3 separate regions of the Homo sapiens genome follow, and all the other regions are linked to region 1. Evidence: read pairs that join two places in POLR2A ChIA-PET (ENCODE). Cell type or tissue: GM12878. All regions are shown on one strand.

The links. Peaks named below come from ENCODE experiments on the same cell type or tissue, not always from the same donor. Only the 100,000 strongest peaks of a DNase experiment are listed, where the experiment ranks them.
Region 2: POLR2A ChIA-PET joins it to region 1 with 33 read pairs; 5 of 35 experiments call an interaction of 5 or more read pairs at or near these places.
Region 3: POLR2A ChIA-PET joins it to region 1 with 33 read pairs; 4 of 35 experiments call an interaction of 5 or more read pairs at or near these places.

Annotation. Positions count from the first base shown.
Region 1 is chr3:112,495,935-112,498,434 of GRCh38, reverse strand. All of the region lies in intron 1 of BTLA (B and T lymphocyte associated), which reads left to right. Among named protein-coding and RNA genes, the nearest start is that of BTLA, 2.3 kb to the left of the region's middle. RefSeq lists an enhancer at 380-499. In GM12878, no CTCF peak of the experiment used is centred here; no DNase peak of the experiment used is centred here; H3K4me3 peaks cover 2,500 bases; H3K27ac peaks cover 2,500 bases.
Region 2 is chr3:112,114,132-112,116,631 of GRCh38, reverse strand. All of the region lies in intron 5 of C3orf52 (chromosome 3 open reading frame 52), which reads right to left. Among named protein-coding and RNA genes, the nearest start is that of MIR567, 2.6 kb to the right of the region's middle. RefSeq lists enhancers at 441-500, 1,057-1,146, 1,377-1,426, 1,437-1,516, 1,537-1,796. In GM12878, no CTCF peak of the experiment used is centred here; a DNase peak (open chromatin) is centred at 1,171; H3K4me3 peaks cover 731 bases; H3K27ac peaks cover 2,500 bases.
Region 3 is chr3:112,127,661-112,130,160 of GRCh38, reverse strand. It overlaps GCSAM (germinal center associated signaling and motility), which reads left to right. Exons shown (of 6, transcript NM_152785.5): 3 at 2,100-2,144. It also overlaps a transcript of C3orf52 not described here. Among named protein-coding and RNA genes, the nearest start is that of GCSAM, 4.3 kb to the left of the region's middle. In GM12878, no CTCF peak of the experiment used is centred here; DNase peaks (open chromatin) are centred at 1,023 and 2,310; H3K4me3 peaks cover 2,500 bases; H3K27ac peaks cover 2,500 bases.

The DNA of each region.
Region 1 (2,500 bases):
GAGACAAGAGTTTTGCTCTCGTCACCCAGGCTGGAGTGCAATGGCGTGATCCCGCCTCACTGCATCCTCTGCCTCCCGGGTTCAATCGATTCTTCTTCCTCCCGGGTTCAATTTATTCTCCTGCCTCAGCGTCCCTAGTAGCTGGGATTACAGGCACCTTCCACCACGCACAGCTAATTTTTGTATTTTTAGTAGAGATGTTGGATAACCCCAATTATCCAACATCTGTCCTACCCAACTGAGCACTGCAACACTCTACTGCACTCAGTTTGGGAAGAACGAGCTATCTATTCATCATCAGTGTGGCAGCCTGAGCATTTTCGCAAGAAGTAGTGATAGATTTGTACTTAACTATTTATAACATCTACTCAGTTCTCTTTTCTTGCCATCAACCTGTTTTTTAAGAAAGTCAGCCAAGCTATGGATGCAATGCATGTTGGGCAGGCTGGTCTGGAGCTCCTGACCTCAAGTGATCCACCTGCCTCAGCCTCCCAAAGTGCTAGGATTACAGGTATGAGCCACCATGCCCAGTGATTTTTCAGGTTTTAAATATTCTGTCTTATTATTCCCTACAAGCACACATTTATCAGTTTGGCTACTGCAATTTTAAATTAGAAAATCTGGCCACTGAGGTTCTATGGAAAGTCTATCTATAATTTTAAACTGTGTAGTTTGGAATATGTCTCTATGATGCCAGGATGCCACACAACCAAGTGCAAAGTAAAAAAGTCCTTAGTTACTCAAACATCTTTATGTTTGTAAGTATCTAGTATTAAGTCAACTAGGTGCTTAGATGGTTGACTGAATTTTCCACCTTCCATCAGATGCCTACAGTCACATAGCTACAACTGGAGTCAAATATTATTAAATAGATTTCTTCCCCATTTGAAGGATACATAAACTACTCTCTATGAAATTAAGAACAATGAGTTTCAGTGCTAAACCACATTGATGGTGGGGTAAGACCTTTATTTCTCCCAATGTGCAACCTAGCATTTGCAAAAGTGAACTTGGCTGTTAGAACTGGGTTAATTTACTGGCTCTGCCACTTACTGTATGGCATTGATTAAGTCTCTTCTCTTCTCTTTAGTTTCCTCATTTGTACAATACAGGTAATAATTGTACCTAAATTATGGGGCTGCTGTGAAGACTGTAGATGCAATAATATGGGTAAAGTGCCTCGCATAGTAAGTGCACGTATTTAAAGCTCAGTAAATGTTAGTGGTATTTTTCCTAAATTATTTTCACCATGCAACCTCTATGTAATTAAATGAGAATTATGTTTTAACATTATTATTTAAAATAGTTGAGTTTTTAAAGTTAAAAATAAAATAAATAAGTACAATATATTTTGCAATATATTTAGCCCAAAATATAGTGAATCAAATTATTCAGAAAATGAAATATGGCTGGGAGCCATGGCCCTAGCCTTTAGTCTCAGCACTTTGGGAAGCCAAGACGGGCAGATCACCTGAGGTCAGGAGTTTAAGACCAGACTGGTCAACATGGTGAAACCCCGTCTCTACTAAAAATATAAAAATTTGCTGGGTGTGTTGGGAGGTGCCTGTAGTCCCAGCTACTCGGGAGGCCGAGACAGGAGAATAGCTTGAACCCAGGAGGCAGAGGTTGCAGTGAGCTGAGATCACACCACTGCACTCAAAAAAAAAAGGGAAAGACTTGAGTGAAGTACTGGTCAGATATATACCAGTTGATATAATGGATTGCAGCAGCAGTTGCATTAAATTAAAGCTATAGGTTAAGAGAAGGAACATTTGGTGAAATTTGTTCTCCCAGGCAGAGCTGATGGCTCCATTTCTTAAAACCACATTAAATACCTTATATCTTGGGGATTTCCTGTGATTTACTTAATTGCTGAGTTCTTTACAGTAATACATTTTCAGTGTTTAAAGATAGCCTTTGAAGATTTTTTCCCCCTACTTCAAAGCAATGTGAGATCCGTGTCCTTGTTCCTAGGAGTGAGGCTGCATATATAATAAGGCTGGAAAAAATGTAATGTTCTCTACAAACTTCCTGTTTAAGGTCCTTCTTTATTACAAAAGTATGCTTGCTTACTTTTTGTGTTTCTCTAAAAAATTAGAGAAACTTGCCCCTCAGTGTGTGGCATACAGTTTCTGTCCTGATAGAAGTAATAAAAATGTCAATATCTTCCCTTCATGGGCAGATCATGCTGGCAAGATCTAGACTGCAAGTGGAAGTGTCTCTGTCCATTGCCTGCCCTGTCATCCTGGACCATTTGTCTGAGGCTGCCCTAGACCCTAGTTCAGTTGAGGATCAACCAAGGATTCCACTTTTAGGCAGGCAGGAACACTGCAGTTAATGTCTGGGTATCACCAACACCATATATGATGCAGAATAAAGGCAGTTGGAACTGTTTGATTGATTACTGGTTATTGTGATTTTTAAAAAAAGCAATCCTAGTCTGGTTCAGTAAGGGAAAGACACCTGTATTCTGGCTCTTTTGAGAATACAGTGGTTAGGG
Region 2 (2,500 bases), 380 kb after region 1:
AACACAGATGAACAAAAGTTACTGATTTTTAAAACCACTATTAAATGCTTACGTTTTCATTTCATTTCATTGAATTTTAGTGTAAAATCTTAGATAAAATTGCAAGGTTTATACATTCCTAACAGAGGAAATTTAGTCTTCAGTCCAACACACACACACCGCTCTGAATACATTTCAAAAGGCAAATGACATTTATTGTTTCTTGCTTATTTGTTTGGGTAGGATGCATGAGAAATAATTTTGATGATGTGGTTTTTGGGTGCTAAGGACATTTTAACATCCAGTCCCTTTTCATAATCTAACCATAAACTCTAAAATTTCCGTTTTTAAAACGTGTAAAATATACTGTGAGAAATTCTGATGAGAGAAATGGTGTGAACCCTAGGGCACAGCAGGTGCAGATGCAAAGCCCCAAGCAGACACAACACAGGGGGAGCCCGCCGGGGTCTACAGACCAGGAGTCCAGCCTCGCCACCACTGACAGGACTGACAAGATTCACTATTCTCCCTACCTGGGGCTTTTTCCTCTTCTCTCTCACAAAAATCCTGGTTTTGCCCTTTTTCCCTACTCAGTCTACTAGCTGACTCCTTCCCATGTGAGAACAGTACCAAGTACCTCCTCTGTGTCCAAAATAACTCATGATGCTGACCTATTCTTCGACCTTTGTAAAACAGACTTCCCCCTCCTAGCCCAGGGCCCCACTCATCTAGGAGGTGAAGAAGACCAAAGATAGGGAAGGGTGAGGGATGATGGACTTAAAAAATTCCTTTATCATTATATTTTAAGTTTTTATTTTTATAAGGCATCCAAATATGCATGCAGTCAGGTCAAAATAATCGCCGTATTTCCAAATTAGAGAATGAGAAGCAAACACACACAAAACCCCTCAGGAATCTAAATTACAATCTAATTTTGGATTCTGCTTCTAAAGCGCACATATACAAACCCCAAATGGACCATAGGCTGGCCTCAGGGAAATACTCGGAATCCCTGAAATTGTCTGTACAATTTTGTGTTGTGGGGAGAAGTAGGTACATTTTTTTTTCCTGGGGAGAAGGTACACAGCTGTCTTCAAATTCTCTAAGGAGCACACAAACCAAACAATTTTAAGAATCTTTGCTCTTTGAAGACTAAGAACATTACCATTGTGGGAAACTAGTTGCCTGGGTAATCACAGGGCGGGGATGGTAATCCCCCAAGCCCACAGCTCATGAGCACGTAGAAACTGGCGTAAGAACTCATTCCATCCCTCTTGGTCCCTCCCAGGGCCCTGGGCCTCTCCCTGACACATTTTCCCTTTCTCTAGAGTTTGCCTCTGAGCTCATCCCCCATCTGCCTGCATGCCTGCGATGAGTCCCTCTTCTTCTTTCCTCACTTCCCAACTGCTTCTCTGTGCACCCTTCCCTTTGAGAGGGCAGTGACACTCACATTCTGAAAACATAAAATGGCTCAAATATTGCACATTCATGCTCTGGAAAGTGGGACATGGGGTCACAGAAAACCCCACATTTTCTCAGCATGTCCCGTCAGAAGAAATGTCTGAGAGAAAGAATGCAATTTCCAGAAGAGCAGAGACTTTGTTCCACTCACAGCTGCCTTCCCAGCACCTGCTGGAGCACCAAGCCCTGGGGAAACAGCTGAGTCTCTTTGGCCAAGCTCAGGGTCTTCTGGGAGCCCTCCTCAGGTCTCACAAGCAGCCTGCCCTTTATCCTGTACTATTTGAACCTCTCAGCCTTGGAAGCCTCTTAAACCTTTCCTCAGACCTCTGCCCATCTCCCTGGCCTCCATTTGGAAAGAGCCAGTAACAATTTTTGCAAGGGGCCTAAGAAAATCAAGACCAACCACACCACAGCAGCAGCCCCCACAGGCATCGCAGGCCTCTTCACATGGGAGGAGGCTGAAGGTTTCTGGGTTTTTTTTTCTTTTGAAATGGAGTTTCACTCTTGTCACCCAGGCTGGAGTGCAATGATGCGATCTCGGCTCACCGCAACCTCTGCCTCCCAGGTTCAAGTGATTCTCCTGCCTCAGTCTCCCGAGTAGCTGGGATTATAAGCACCTGCCACCATGCCCGGCTAATTTTTGTATTTTTAGTAGAGATGGGGTTTCACCATGTTGGCCAGGCTTGTCTCGAACTCCTGACCTCAGGTGATCCAACTGCCTCGGCCTCCCAAAGTGCTGGGATTACAAGCGTGAGCCACCGCGCCTGGCTTTTTTTTTTTTTTTTTTAATTCCTGTAACTGGGGCACAATCTCTTCACTCCACACACATATAGTGTCTGCCTGACCCACAGACACACTTTATTCAGGATGCTCTGTGAGGAAGATCTCCATTTATGAGACTTCCAGTGAGCTAAAATTTGGCCTTCTGAATGGCATTCTTAAGAACTGTTTTACATAACGTTCTGCCTTCTTAGGCCAACATTACTCTTGCCTCTCATCCTCAAGAAACAGTGTCATCATCATAATAAACACCTTGTCTTGTACTATGCACTAACACTTG
Region 3 (2,500 bases), 370 kb after region 1:
TCATTTTGTTTGTCTATCTCAGGTACCTTTGTGCTCAACCTCCACCCTAGCCATTTTATTTTAAGCTATAGGTGTCTATTTCTGAAGTGACCACATGCCCCATGTTACGACAATTTTTAGAAAGTTTGTGGAGACACCATTGTGATTGCCCTGATGTTGTTAAACAAAGACCACCTCATTAATTCTTTTTGAACAGACCTTTCAAATGTCCAGCCCTAAAGAATTCTCTCTAAGGAAAGGAATAATTAAAATATGGAACTAATGTTCCAGGATCCAAGAATCCTAAGGGCTGACAAGGTCAGTTTTTCTGTGGCCTGTAAAGTTATCTGTGCTTTTCACATGGTTTCAGGAGGAGATTTTGAAAGAGGAGCAATTAAAAAACAAGCACTGTTGTTATTTTCTAACACCAATGCCCGCGTTAGGGGCTGGAGACCCAGAGATTCCTTTCAACAGGGTGAATTTTTTCAGTTCAAGTTGAGAATTACATATTTTCAGGGGTATCATTGGGCATATTTTAAGGCATACAGTTCAAATGATGAAATAAATCAGAAGGGCCACGGCATTATAACAAGGGAGAGGTTGGGTAGACCAGAGAGCCAGAGAAGGCATTGTGAAAGAGACAGATACCTCAAATTCCTGACACGTAGCCTAAGGGTATAGAGATTTGTCTAGCTTGCTTCTTGGAGGCTATCTGAACCCATCCCAAACCAAAACCACCATGTTGAAATGCAAGAATAAACTGCAGAAAAGTCAAGTAGGAGAAACAGCCAGCTTACAGATCGTTTTTGCCCATATTTAACCTCAGCTTATTCTTATAACTCCATGTGTAAGCAGTATATACATCCTCTTTTATAGATTTAAAAACTGTGGCCTCAGGAGTTCAGAGAATATCTCTCAAAATCATCCCCCTCCTCTTATCTCATTCATTTCTCCTCAGTGAATCTGGTTTGTTAACTTGGTGTGATTCAGTAGTTTTCTTACGATGTTTCCTTAGCAACAAAGCAGATAATGTAAGCAAACGGTCTGAAGCACATTGAAGGTAACCTAAAGAAGAGGAAGAGCTGCAGCTGTGCCTCTGGGCCCCAAAGGCTTTGATGATGCATAGATCTTAGAGGTTGTCAGAATGCTCAGCCAAGCAGGTGATCACAGCCAAGGTCACGATGCAGTCAGCCTCTCCTCCACTGCTCCTCCTGATGAAACTTCATGGGAAAGCTCACGGGGGGAGATATTTTTGGATGGTGTTTTCCAAACATTTTTACATACTGTAACTGATACTACTTTATAAAGGGCTTTCACATTCAACCATGTAGGTAGTTGACTATGCCTCAAATTCAGAAAAATGTACAGAATGATACTTATACATTAATGTAGATGCAGGACTGCAGAGAGATTCTAAGCCTTTGTGCTATAAGAGAGAGAAGTCCTGTTATTTAACTATATCGTTGGAGTCAAGGTGGTAGATTTGCTGACCTCCTGCACCAGGGTTGTCCTGTCCTTGGCTATTCATTCTGTATTCATATCTTCATCAAATATTTTTTGAAAACCCATTTACTGTGTGCCAGATGTTGTGTCATAGACTGGAAATACATACCACGATGAACAAGATCAATATGGTCCCCAGCTTTGTGAAGCTCACATTCTAGTGTAGAATATAGACAAGTGAGCAAACAATTGCAATATACTGTAAATTGGAGAAATTCAGAATATAGTAAAATACTGATATTGCCTAACCCATACCTGAAAAAAATGATTTGTAAAATTTCCATACACTTGTACCTTGATTTCCTGGGGATAACACTTACGTGTTCTTCATTACAAGGGAACCAAGGAAATTACCAGAATTGAGAGTGAGGAAACATTTTTCCTTTGCTGGGAACACAGCAGAAAGCTTTTTTCCTGATTAGGAATTTGATAGTATCATCTTCATCCTAGGAAGACAAAGGCATTCTACCATGAGAGATGTGTCCAAGTTATCTAGAATGAAACACGCTTGCGGGGAGAAAAAAAGTTTTCCACAGAAATGGCAAAAGGAAAGGAGTCACCTTAACAAAGCTGCAGAAATCAACCTTATGATTTGCCATCTCTCTTGGGTATTTTAGATGCTGGGATCACCATATCGCTGAAGGGTGTTTCTGCCTTCCATGGTGAGTGGACAGTTGTTTTTAGGAGTTATTTCCCTAAGTGTGGTTTCAATGTGGTATTTGCTGTAAGTTACCTGTGACTGTCTGTGGCCACAGTGGAAGCCTGTCAGTAGCCCAGATACAATCACCTAAGAGTTAATCAGGGAAGCAATCCTTCCAATTTGATGAGAAACAGGAACAATAGTCTCATGGGTCGCATGCTCTCCTCAAACAGGAAAGCCTCAGAAGCAAAGATGAAACTAGCTACTAACGTAGAAAACATACGTTTTTTTCACACTGCAAATCTGAGTCTGCATGTTCCGAAGCACACATTTCTATCCCTTGCACATAGAACTTATAGTCGGGGTGATAGTATAATT